Regions from separate parts of the Homo sapiens genome. Here regions 1 and 3 are each linked to region 2. A link is a contact called in ENCODE Hi-C or POLR2A ChIA-PET data. All regions are on one chromosome and are shown on one strand. Each heading gives the region's core, a stretch centred on a gene start or an enhancer-like site at or near the end of the contact. The rest is flanking DNA. Distances are from core to core; before and after follow the strand shown.

What was found. Hi-C counts contacts between places; a loop is a spot of excess contacts on that map. ChIA-PET counts read pairs that join two places held with the same protein, here RNA polymerase II (POLR2A). Pooled maps may share reads with other maps.
Region 1: a pooled map shows a loop between it and region 2 (12-fold over the local background). The contact joins the promoter of GDF9 here to the promoter of ETF1 in region 2. A Hi-C loop is called at or near these places in 5 of 50 pooled maps. POLR2A ChIA-PET finds 5 or more read pairs at or near these places in 2 of 52 experiments (OCI-LY7 and activated CD4-positive, alpha-beta T cell).
Region 3: a loop to region 2 is called in a map of CD8-positive, alpha-beta T cell, with 7 times the contacts of the local background. The contact joins the promoter of HSPA4 here to the promoter of ETF1 in region 2. A Hi-C loop is called at or near these places in 2 of 168 maps with a recorded cell type or tissue (CD8-positive, alpha-beta T cell and naive thymus-derived CD4-positive, alpha-beta T cell) and 7 of 50 pooled maps.

What each region holds. Positions count from the first base shown.
Region 1 is chr5:132,865,020-132,868,600 of GRCh38, forward strand. It overlaps GDF9 (growth differentiation factor 9), which reads right to left and starts at 1,450. Exons shown (of 2, transcript NM_005260.7): 1 at 1-1,450. It overlaps UQCRQ (ubiquinol-cytochrome c reductase complex III subunit VII), which reads left to right and starts at 1,623. Exons shown (of 3, transcript NM_014402.5): 1 at 1,623-1,668; 2 at 1,850-2,016; 3 at 2,469-3,581. The coding sequence starts at 1,863. The coding sequence ends at 2,563. RefSeq lists enhancers at 902-2,101, 960-1,460, 1,461-1,961.
Region 2 is chr5:138,540,808-138,544,510 of GRCh38, forward strand. It overlaps ETF1 (eukaryotic translation termination factor 1), which reads right to left and starts at 2,429. Exons shown (of 11, transcript NM_004730.4): 1 at 2,290-2,429; 2 at 2,026-2,129. The coding sequence starts at 2,111. RefSeq lists enhancers at 1,940-3,139, 2,081-2,870, 2,590-2,989, 2,871-3,660 and a silencer at 2,250-2,299.
Region 3 is chr5:133,050,576-133,054,000 of GRCh38, forward strand. It overlaps HSPA4 (heat shock protein family A (Hsp70) member 4), which reads left to right and starts at 1,438. Exons shown (of 19, transcript NM_002154.4): 1 at 1,438-1,782. The coding sequence starts at 1,676. RefSeq lists enhancers at 725-1,687, 874-923, 994-1,043, 1,234-1,413, 2,652-3,425.

The sequences.
Region 1 (3,581 bases), core at 200-2,699, 5.7 Mb before region 2:
CTTCCTCTCAATTTATCCTCACGGCCTTTTCCACTTCCAGGTGTTTACAATTGTAATTATTCGCTGCATGTTAATTTGCGAATTTACAAATTTGGGTGAGAAAGTCACAATTGGCATAGAAGTTCCAGAAAGCAGAAAACCATTAGGTCTCTCAGTCCTCCCAGGTGGCTGGGTACAGAATACGTACTTGGAGTACTGGAATTGTATTTGCGATGTTCTTAAAAGAGGACACCGCCTTTAACCTTGACTTATTTTTAAATGTAACATACTGATGTCCTTACTTTGGTCTGCACACTCATCTATACATATTTTGGTTGAAAGGTTTTGGGATGTTTGCAGATGCTATAAAATAAATGAACGTTTTATTATTATTCATCCAAATGGTGGTAGAATTTGCCACAATATTTCTGTCCTTACCTGTATTTCTGTTCTTGCCTTGGAGCTGAGACCAGGCTAGACATTATGGTTTAAAAAAATGAGGCAAAGGAGCACCATGAAAAGCTGAAATGAGGGGATATTCAGCGCCACCCCGAAGGAGACTATGCTGGAAGAGTCAGCCTACACTCATAGTGCAAGATACGAAGCCAGTTTGTGCAGTACCTACATGAGAAAACTAAGGTATGTCTGCAAAATACAAGTTGACTGCCTGCCGAGCCTCCGTGGTCCGTAAGTAGTGTTATAAAACACAGCCAACTGTTGAATGAGAGCTTAGTCCTAGATAAAATATGGCCAGCAATTCCATTAACAAAACACTGACAAGACACCTCAGGGCGAGCTGTACATTGACAACAGCATCGTCAAGCAGAATGCACTTCAGGGAAAACATAATAAGGCCTCTCACCCGACTTTCCTTGCTTCTCACGTGGGGAGAAGAAAGAACTGGGGCATCGTGATTCCCCCCACCCCACGCAAACCATCTGGGGAGGACGCTGGCTGCTGTCGAGGCGGCCTCAGCATTCATCAATTGACGATTATTTGATTATTTTTGTGGCTGAAACTGACGAAACGTTTGTATTATCTCTTGGGAACGTTAACAGCCTGCCAGGGGACTCTAAAACAGAGTCCAAGAGAAGCCTTCGATGTGTGTCCCTGATTTTGGTGCTGGGGTCGCTCATGGCCTGAAAATAACGAAGCCCCCTTTGAGCTACTGGCCAAGGCCAAATGAAACCTCGTGCTCCTCTGCTGTGGGGCGGCCCGGCCTCGGGGCTCAGAGGCGCTCTGTCTACAGCTGGGAAGACTCGCAGGCCCCAAGCTCCTGGCCAGCGCTGCCCCGGAGGTCGGCAGGCCCCTTCCTCGTCACCTTTTTGTTCCCTCCCCCGCCTCCCGCATTCGGCCGCTTCCTGACTGGGATTCCACAGAAAAGCCGAGGGCTGAGGAGAAGTGTGAGCGCCTCCGCCTGTCCACTGTCCCCCAAAGTCAGTTCAATCCCCGACGTCCTCCGCTAGGCTCCACCCCACCGGCCCGGGCAGGGCCTCCAAGGCACCTCCCACCTACGGGTCACCCAGTCAGCCCACTTCTTTCTGGGACAAAGGCGTCATCCCTTAGAGACAGTAGGAAAATGGTATCTCCCGGAAGTTACCTCACGACCTCCAAGAGCGGCTTCCAACCTTGCCGGAAATGACGAACGAGTCAACCGGATCGGTGACTGTGGAGGGCGAGCTGAGCCCTGTGCGTGAGTGGGGTCTGGTTGTGCAGTGTTCGTGGACCCTGGGAGGCTAGGGGCGCCCCGCTGGGCTGGGAAAGGATAAGGAGTGCAGGGGCAGGAGTCTGGGGTTGGGGATGGACCCCCGCGGGGACTGCGGCGCTTCGCGAAAGCGAGCCAAGCGCCTGTCCACCCTCGGTCCTGCAGGGCCGCCGCCACAATGGGCCGCGAGTTTGGGAATCTGACGCGGATGCGGCATGTGATCAGCTACAGCTTGTCACCGTTCGAGCAGCGCGCCTATCCGCACGTCTTCACTAAAGGAATCCCCAATGTTCTGCGCCGCATTCGGGAGTCTTTCTTTCGCGTGGTGCCGCGTGAGTGCCTTGGGCCCGCGGGAGCGGGAGGCTGGACCCCAGCAGCAGCAGCAGTCACTGCGCCTCCCCTCTGAGCGCTGGCGGCCGGGCAGGCGCTCTGTAACTTGCCGTACACACCTTTCTCATTGAATATTCCTGACCGCCCTTAAGCTGGTCATATTATCCTCCCCATCTTACACGGGGAAAACTGAGCTACAGAACTGAAATGACTGGCCCAAGGTCACTCGGGTGATTCCAGCATGTTCCTCTGAGGTCACCTTTATTTAGTTCTTACCAGTGGTGAAATGCTTTGTGTTAAACGTGCAGCAGATAGTGATGATAGTTGCATGGCCTTGGATATGCTAAGAACTACTGAAGTGTATGCTTTAAAGAAGACAAGAGGACTGAGACCTTTTTTTTTCTTCTATATGTCTTATATGTGTGCTCTCTGTTTACTCTCTTAATTTTTAAAGAGTTTGTAGTGTTTTATCTTATCTACACATGGGGGACTGAAGAGTTCGAGAGATCCAAGAGGAAGAATCCAGCTGCCTATGAAAATGACAAATGAGCAACGCATCCGGATGACGGTTCCCTGTCTCTGAAAGACCTTTCTCTGGAAGAGGAGTCTGCATTGTAGTGTCTCAAAGACACAATAAACTTCCTATGGTCTGCACTGTTGTGATATTACATTTTTGTGAGTAGAATCCTGTGTGACCACTAATATTCAAGTTCATGAAGCGCCCCTCCTCAGCATGAGTCTTGAAGTTTTGCCTGGTCTCGGGTTTTGGTGAAAGAGCAGGGCTCCCCCTTTGTTCCATTATCTACAAGAAAGTAGCTGCAGGTACTCCTGCATCTAACCATTTGTGGGTGACATGGGCTATGGCGAGTGCTGGTTCTTGGCCCTCTGCTCCCATAGCAACAATAAAGTCTACTAACTATATTGTAATTAGTATGTGTCAGGGACGCTTTTATTTTTTATTTTTTGAGATGGAGTCTTGCTCTCTCACCCAGGCTGGAGTGCAGTGGTGTGATCTCGGCTCACTGCCATCTGTGCCTCCTGGGTTCAAACGATTCTCCTGTCTCAGCCTCCGAGTAGCTGGGATTACAGGTGCAGGACACCACACCTGGCTAATTTTTTGTATTTTTAGTAGAGACAGGTTTCACCATGTTGGCCAGGCTGGTCTGGAACTCCTGACCTCAGATGATCTGTGCGCCTCAGCCTCCCAAAGTGCTGGGATTACAGGCGTAAGCCATGGTGCTCTGGGCCTCAAATACTCTTCTTAGCTACACAAATGAACTGTTAAACCTCACAAGCACCTTTAACGTATCCTCATTTGGCAGATGAGGAAATGGGCACAGAGAGATTAAGTAATTTGCCAGAAATTATACAGCAGTGAATGGTGGAGTCTTGCACTAAAGTGATGCTCTTAAAACTATGCTCTATTGCAGGGGTGTCCAATCTTTTAGCTTCCCTGGGCCACACATAAAATACGCTAACATTACAATAGCTGATAAGCTTTAAAAAATGGCAAAAAAAACCCTCAGCGTTTTAGAAAGTTTACAAATTTTTGTTGGGTCGGATTCAA
Region 2 (3,703 bases), core at 1,179-3,678:
GAGGTAAAGCCTTCAAAAGCCTTAAAGAGGCGCTTAAAAGTTTCTAGTGGCTAGGTAACATGGGTAGAACAAATTTAAGAATGAGTTTCCTTCATTAAGCAGTAGAAAGGAATGCTGTTACTTATTAAGCAATGTCATCTTCAATGTTACTTCATTCAAACAGGCAAATTATAGTCATGATTTAATTTTTTGGACTGTTTCAGAGAATATAACGTATGCAAATTAAAATGTGTAAACCTGCCTGCTACTGAAAGCAGTAAGAACAAATCCAGAGGTCACATCCACCTATATACAATACTGCAACAACAGCAATCTATAAAATGCAATACTGGATTGAAGGCTTCAAGTAACAAAACAAGATCCTACTGAAACAAAAGAACCTGGCTAATTCTTGGTAGTGCAACATAATGGGTCGTGACCTATGTTACCCTTTCTGTACAGTATTCTCACATTTTGGGAATAACTGGTCACTCTATCATACGGCACAAGTTCCTGTAAGATCATTAAGAAGGTCTGGATATTCTATTGAATTCAAAGAAAAACCTAAGGACTAACAAGCCGCTGTCTTCGATTCATATTAAACTAACGTTTCTCCAGTAAACCGAAGGAGTGAGCACAAGCCCGTCACTGAATGGGGCCAAACTTTTAGAAGCCTCATTCCAAACAGAACTGTCCCTAATTTATTAAGAACAAAACACTAGTAAAACCAACCTGTGAATTGGGCCTTCAGTACAATTAAGCACATCCTGTTTCATATAACAGTAATAATGAAGAGCTTGGAGGGGCTGTCATTCTAAAATTGCAAATCTACCCATAAATGACAATCCTGGGCTGGAAACCAGAATGTCAAATTCTTGTGCTGAAATCAACTTTTCACATGGCCTGAGGCAGGCCATTCTACTATTCTAAGAATGCTCAGACATACAAGTATGTAATAATGTTCCAAACACTTTTTTTTGGGGGGGGGGGCACTTCCTGTAAGTAAAAAGTTTCTATGACTGGGAAAGGAACAAAATAAAGTAATAAAAGAAACAGGAATACCCCTGGCACACCTTCCTCAAACGAACAACGTTAAAAAAAAAAGAAAACACACACACACAGCTAATTTTAATCTAGCCTACTCTCCCCCCAATGGACACACCTACAGTTTCTTATCAAAATGTACAAGACTCAAAGCCCATTTAATTCAATTATGAATCTCACTCAACAAGCATCAAGCACATCAGGCGCCTCTCTACAGCGATATCCCCACAAGTTTCAGAGAAATGCCAGCAGGGACTCTGTAGTTATGATTCCTATCAAACGGCCCCCTAACCCGTATTTCTCCTGGACATACACATGCAGATTCATTAACCAAAACCTACCCAGCACCCCTCACATCGCGCGTACGTTGGCATTTTCAGTTTATAGGTGGGTCCTGGAACAGCTAAAACCAGGAAGCTCCGGGGTAATTAGAGGACTTGGGAGAAGTCATCTTGGGACAGGTGGAAGACCCAGAGAAATCAGGAATCAGAAAGAAGCTGTCCCTGGCCACCTCTGCTTCCCGTCCCATCCAAACTTCACCCACCCGGGTCTCAGAAGCCCAGAAGGGAGAGGCCATTTTAATGAGGCCTGGCTGAGAAATGAAGGGAGAAGAGGAAATCAGGGAAGGGCCCTGGGAAAGGAAGGCCGAACACTTTGCCACAATAGCACCCGAGTCGGGTGGCAGCACCTGGAGCCCGAAGAGGGAGGACCTGGACTTAAGGGCCCGGGAGAGGTGCAAAAGTAGCGGTGGCCTACCACGAGGGGGGCCGAGTGATCTAAACCGGGGAGCGCGGGCCCCTTACCCCCATGCGGGGAAAGGACCCCTTCTCGGGCCAACCGCGCCGACCCTCGCCCCTGGGTCAGGGGCTACTACCCAGAGATCCAGAAGGCGGGAGTTGGCTAGTGCCTGGTTCTCCTCATCCGGCCATGCGGCGCGGGGGCGTCCATCCTGAGGGGTCCGGGAACCAAGAGGGCACGGAGGGTGCCGGACGCGGCGCTCACCCGCGGGCCGCCTCCAAGCTCTTAATGAGCTTCTTGATCTTCCAGATCTCCACGTTCCTGTCGGCAGCACTGGGGTCGTCCGCCATCTTCTCGCCTCCTCCTCCCTAGAGCGGCCCGGCGGGGCCCGGAGACACCAAGACCACAGAGTTAGCGCCGCCGCTGGGGCAGAGCGGCCCCCTTCCTCGCCATCCCCCAGAGGCCCTCTCCTCCCGTCCGGTGCAGCTCGCCACAAAGGTCACCGGCCTTTCCCTCCCTGTGCCTTACCTAAGGGCCCAGTCCTGGGCGGCAGCGGCTGCTCCTCCCCGGCGGCGGCTCCGCGGCGGCGGCGGCTCTGACGTAGGACACCGGCTCCCTCTCTCCAGGCAGCTGCATGTGTTGCAATCCGCTCACATGGGGCCTGTGACATCACTTCCTCCGCCAGGGGCGGAGTGGAAGGCGGCAGGCGGAAGGGAGGGGGCCGGTGCGAGTGAGGAGAAGCTGGGCGTCCGCCGCGACTTCTCATTGGCTCTCTGCCCCGCAGCCTACAATGAGCCCGCCGATTGGCTGCAGCTGGGTCCGCGCCGCCTTGTGAGGTAAGGCTGGGGGGTGGGAGGTGCCACCTTTCTTCCGGCCCGGCAAGGCGAGAGGAGGAAGCGGGCGGAAGCCGGTGGCTCTCGCGAGTTTACTGAGAGCCCCCGTCAGGCTCGAATGGGGGTGGTTCTTAAAGAGAGAGGACCGGGGTCGTCGTCTTTTCAGTCCATTCTCCTTGAATAGGGTGGACATCTGAGGCTTTGCGACTCGAAGCTAGGCACTTGGGCCCGACGCGCGGTTTGAACGGTGCTTGAGAAGCCGCGAAGAAGCGCCTCGCGCTCAGCGGCTTCTTCGCTGACGAAGTGCTGCGGTCTGCGTGCGTCATGGCTGCACGGAATAGTGTGGAGGAGTCCTGGCCAGTAGGTCTGGATGAGGAACCTGCCTCCGGGCGGTCCGGGACCCTCACCTGCAGGGGCGAAAGAGGCCTGTTTTCTCTCGCCCCAGAGCTAGGACGGGCTCACTTTGGACTTAGAACTTTATGGGGTGGAAGACAGCGGGGGCTGCCTGAGCTTGGAGACCTGAGGTATCTGGTCCCATGTATGATTTGGCCTGAGCCGTTGAGAATGGGGGTGGAGAGAGTTGAAACAAAATGGGCATCCACATACGGTTAGAACTTTATCTTTTTGAGTTAGGATTTTTAGGTGGCTACTTTGTCCCCCCTCACCTCGTCTGGGTTCAAATATTGAGCCCAGACCGTGTGCTGGACCCTGTTTTCCTGGGGATACAGAGGTGAACCAAACAGATGACAGTACTTACCCTTATGGAGCTTATAGTCGATTGGGTTTTTAAGTTTGTGATTTTATACTTTTTGTAATAAAATAATTACACAAATGCTTAAGTACTTCAGGGTGCTCTGAGAGTGTATGGCGGGGACCCAGCTCTGAAATGAGACCCAAAGGATGATTAAGAGTTTGTCAGGAGGAAACAGAATACAGTTGAGAACTACAGAAACGCCAGTGTGCTGGCACAAGGTCAGGGACGGGGAGAGTGGTTTGAGGGAGCAGCAGGGGAAGAGGTCATGTAGGGTCTTTTAAGCCAGATTCAGAAGTTTGGTTTCTTTCAAGAACAGTGGGTAGTTTAAAGGGTTTAGAGCCCTGGTGTGGACTGG
Region 3 (3,425 bases), core at 188-2,687, 5.5 Mb before region 2:
GAGAACAGTGTGGCCATTTGCAAGTTTTAATGGTAATCAACCCGGGTTTGGGGTTGCTCCTATAGAGTGAAGTACCTCCGGAGGTGGCAGGAAATGCAGGTATTTAAAGGGAAGGGCATACCAGGGCAATGTAATTTCTTCTTTGCTCATTCACTTTTAAAATGGCTGAAGGGCAGGTACTCTAGCCTTGAGACCTTCAACTCATGATGTACCCTCCAGCAACGGAGAATTTCTTTTTAGTCCTTAAACTATGGTCTCTATTGCTAGTTTTCCAAACTTGAACACAGCCTTTTCCTTTTCTGGGAAGTTGTCCTAGTCTCCACCATTCTGTGCATATAGCACTCGCCATTCTGTACTGGGGTCACCTTTACTTGTTTAGCCACCCTCATGATGGGGATGATCCAGGTTTTGCAGAGGTGAAACTTATATACCATTGGGGGGCCCTACAAATACACAAAACAAATAATTAAAACGACAAATCACAACACATTACTAGAGACTTGGAGATTCAGATTCTCCTTAGATCTCTCTGGGTAATTTATTAGAAATGCTTACATAGATTTGCTTCCTAATCTCAAGCTGGCTTCCCCTCTCCACAACTCAGCAACTATCTATTCTCCCAGGAGGCCATACAAGCGAGGGGCCCTGAAGCTTAACATTTATTAACTTCATGTAAAGGTCTGAGCGGACCTTTCAGGCCAGGCAGCGTGTCACTTGCCTGTGTTCCTTGTTAGGGCCTACCACCGGGTAGGTGCTTGGAATGTGCTGTGGATTAAAGGCTTAAATCCTGCGGGCCCCTCAATCTGATCTAAGGACATGAGTGGCTTAGAGAACGGCGCAACAAGGCTAAGCGAAAGAAAACAAAGCGGTGTGGCTGGGAGTGGGCTCCTTCCCTCCGCTGGTGAGGGTGCGATCTTAGACTCTTGAGAGAACCCGACATAAAGGCCGCGTTCCAATGGCGGCCTTCTCCCCTACCGGCCAACCTGCCCCGAAAAGAGCAGAAGGCACCCTGCGGGATCTGCAGATCAGCTTGCGTCTCATTCTGGGGCACCGACACGGTGGAATGCAAGACACCCCACTACCGGAAGTTTCTTTGATGTTAAGAAAAACGGCGGAAGTAGGCCGCAGCGCTTCCTCAGTATAGTGCCTCGAGCTGGCTCGCCTACTTTCTACGGTAAAGGGAGGTGCTCCACATCTCTATGCAGCTGTGCAGCGCCGCAGGTTCCATGCGCAGGCTCGGTTGGCTAAATGCGCTTTCCAGCCATCTTTCAGCCACCCAGTCCTTTCCCAGGTTCTCGAGCCAGGACGTGACGTATTCAGACGTACTGGGGGCGGGGCCTCAAGGGGAAAAGCGCCTGAGCCGGGATATCGCGAGAACATCCCGTTCTTTCGTAGCTCTGGTGCTGCGGCTCCGCTCTCGTCGCAACGAGATCTTTCGAGATCTTCTCCGCCCCCGCTACCGGCGCCTCCTCTGCGGCCACTGAGCCGGAGCCGGCCTGAGCAGCGCTCTCGGTTGCAGTACCCACTGGAAGGACTTAGGCGCTCGCGTGGACACCGCAAGCCCCTCAGTAGCCTCGGCCCAAGAGGCCTGCTTTCCACTCGCTAGCCCCGCCGGGGGTCCGTGTCCTGTCTCGGTGGCCGGACCCGGGCCCGAGCCCGAGCAGTAGCCGGCGCCATGTCGGTGGTGGGCATAGACCTGGGCTTCCAGAGCTGCTACGTCGCTGTGGCCCGCGCCGGCGGCATCGAGACTATCGCTAATGAGTATAGCGACCGCTGCACGCCGTAAGTGTGGGCCGGGCCTGCCGCGTGCACTGGGGTTAGGAGATAATGCTTGTTCCAGTCTGGGACCCTCGCTGCTTGGGGAACGCGGGCCGAGGAGTCGCCTCCGTTCCGAGCCGAGGTCCCGGTAGGTCAGGGACCCCCAGTAGGTATTAGGACACTAGGGGCCGCGGCCCACTATGAGCGTGGGTGTGTGCTAAGCGCGAGGGCCTTTTCCCCGGTGGCCCGTCGGCCGAAGAAAGGCTTCTGGCCGGTACTCGGACCAGCGGAGGGCACGGGTAGGAACTGGAAGGACTGCAGGCCTAGGATGTAAACGGATCGCGGTCCTTTTCTTGAGGGCAGAGACCAGGCCCAGGTCGTACTGAGTCTTTTGAGTCCAACAGAAAGCTCAGAACTTTGCACACAGCAGGCGCTTAATAATAGTTGAATCGAACGGGTTCTGGGGCTTGCCAGCCGCGAGACCGTGGAGCGGTCAGCGTCCCACGTGAGTGGGGGCGGGGCAGCGCCCGGAAGAGAGCGAGCTGGAGCAGCCTCAGGCACGGGTTCCGGATGGACTCGGGGTCTTGAGATTGGGTTGGCACGGATAGGAATTTAATAAAATCGGTGCTCTTATGATAACTTTGCAATCGCTTTTGTTTTCCACATTATTTCGGGATATTGTGCTATATTGGGTCACTCTCTGTTTTGTGCGCGTTAACCCCTCAATAGGGTTGCACTTTAACGATAATGCATTCTAACCAGTGTGTTGGCCACAATTGTTAGTGGCTCAAGGGCCCGCCTTGACTTCTAGAACCCATAGTAAGTTTTGGGACCAGCATAGACACAGTTCTAAAAAATGGTGGGTCACTCAGGTCTTTCACTGGTTACAGTGTCTGCCTTTTGAATACTTGTAGATACATTTTAATCCGTTGTCGTGTTCTTAGACAAAATCTTGTAAGAAGTTCTGTATTATTTGCCATTCAGGGTCTCTCTTCTTTTTTTTTTTTTTTTTTTCTTTTTTGAGACAGACAGGGTCTCACTCTGGCTGCCCAGGCTGGAGTGCAGTGGTGCGATCTTGGTTCACTGCAGCCTCGACCTCCCTGGCTCCTGGCTCAGGTGATTCTCCCACCTCAGCCTCCTGAGTAGCTGGCGTTGCAGGCGTGCGCCACCATGCTTGGCTAATTTTATTTATTTTTAGTAGAAATCGGGTTTCACTATGTCACTCAGGATGGTCTCGAACTTCTGGACTCAAGCAGTCCTCCAGCCTCGGCCTTCTGGAGTACTGGGCTTACAGGCATGAACCACCGTGCCCTGCCCAGGGGCTCACTTGTTATTGATTGATTGAGATGGAGTCTCGCTCTGTCGCCCCAGGCTGGAGTGCAGTGGCATGCTCTCGGCTCATTGCAACCTCGGCCTCTGGGGTTCATGCGATTCTCCTGCCTCAGTCTCCTGAGGAGCTGGGATTACAGGCGCGTGCTACCATGCCCGGCTAAATTTTGTATTTTTAGTAGAGACGGGGTGTTGTCGAGTTGCCCAGGCTGGTCTCGAACTCCTGACCTCAAGTGATCCTCCCGCCTCGGCCTCCCAAAGTGCTAGGATTACAGGCGTGAGTCACGGTGCCCGGCCCCAGGGGCTCAATTCTAAGGTCCATTATTTTCACCCTCAAT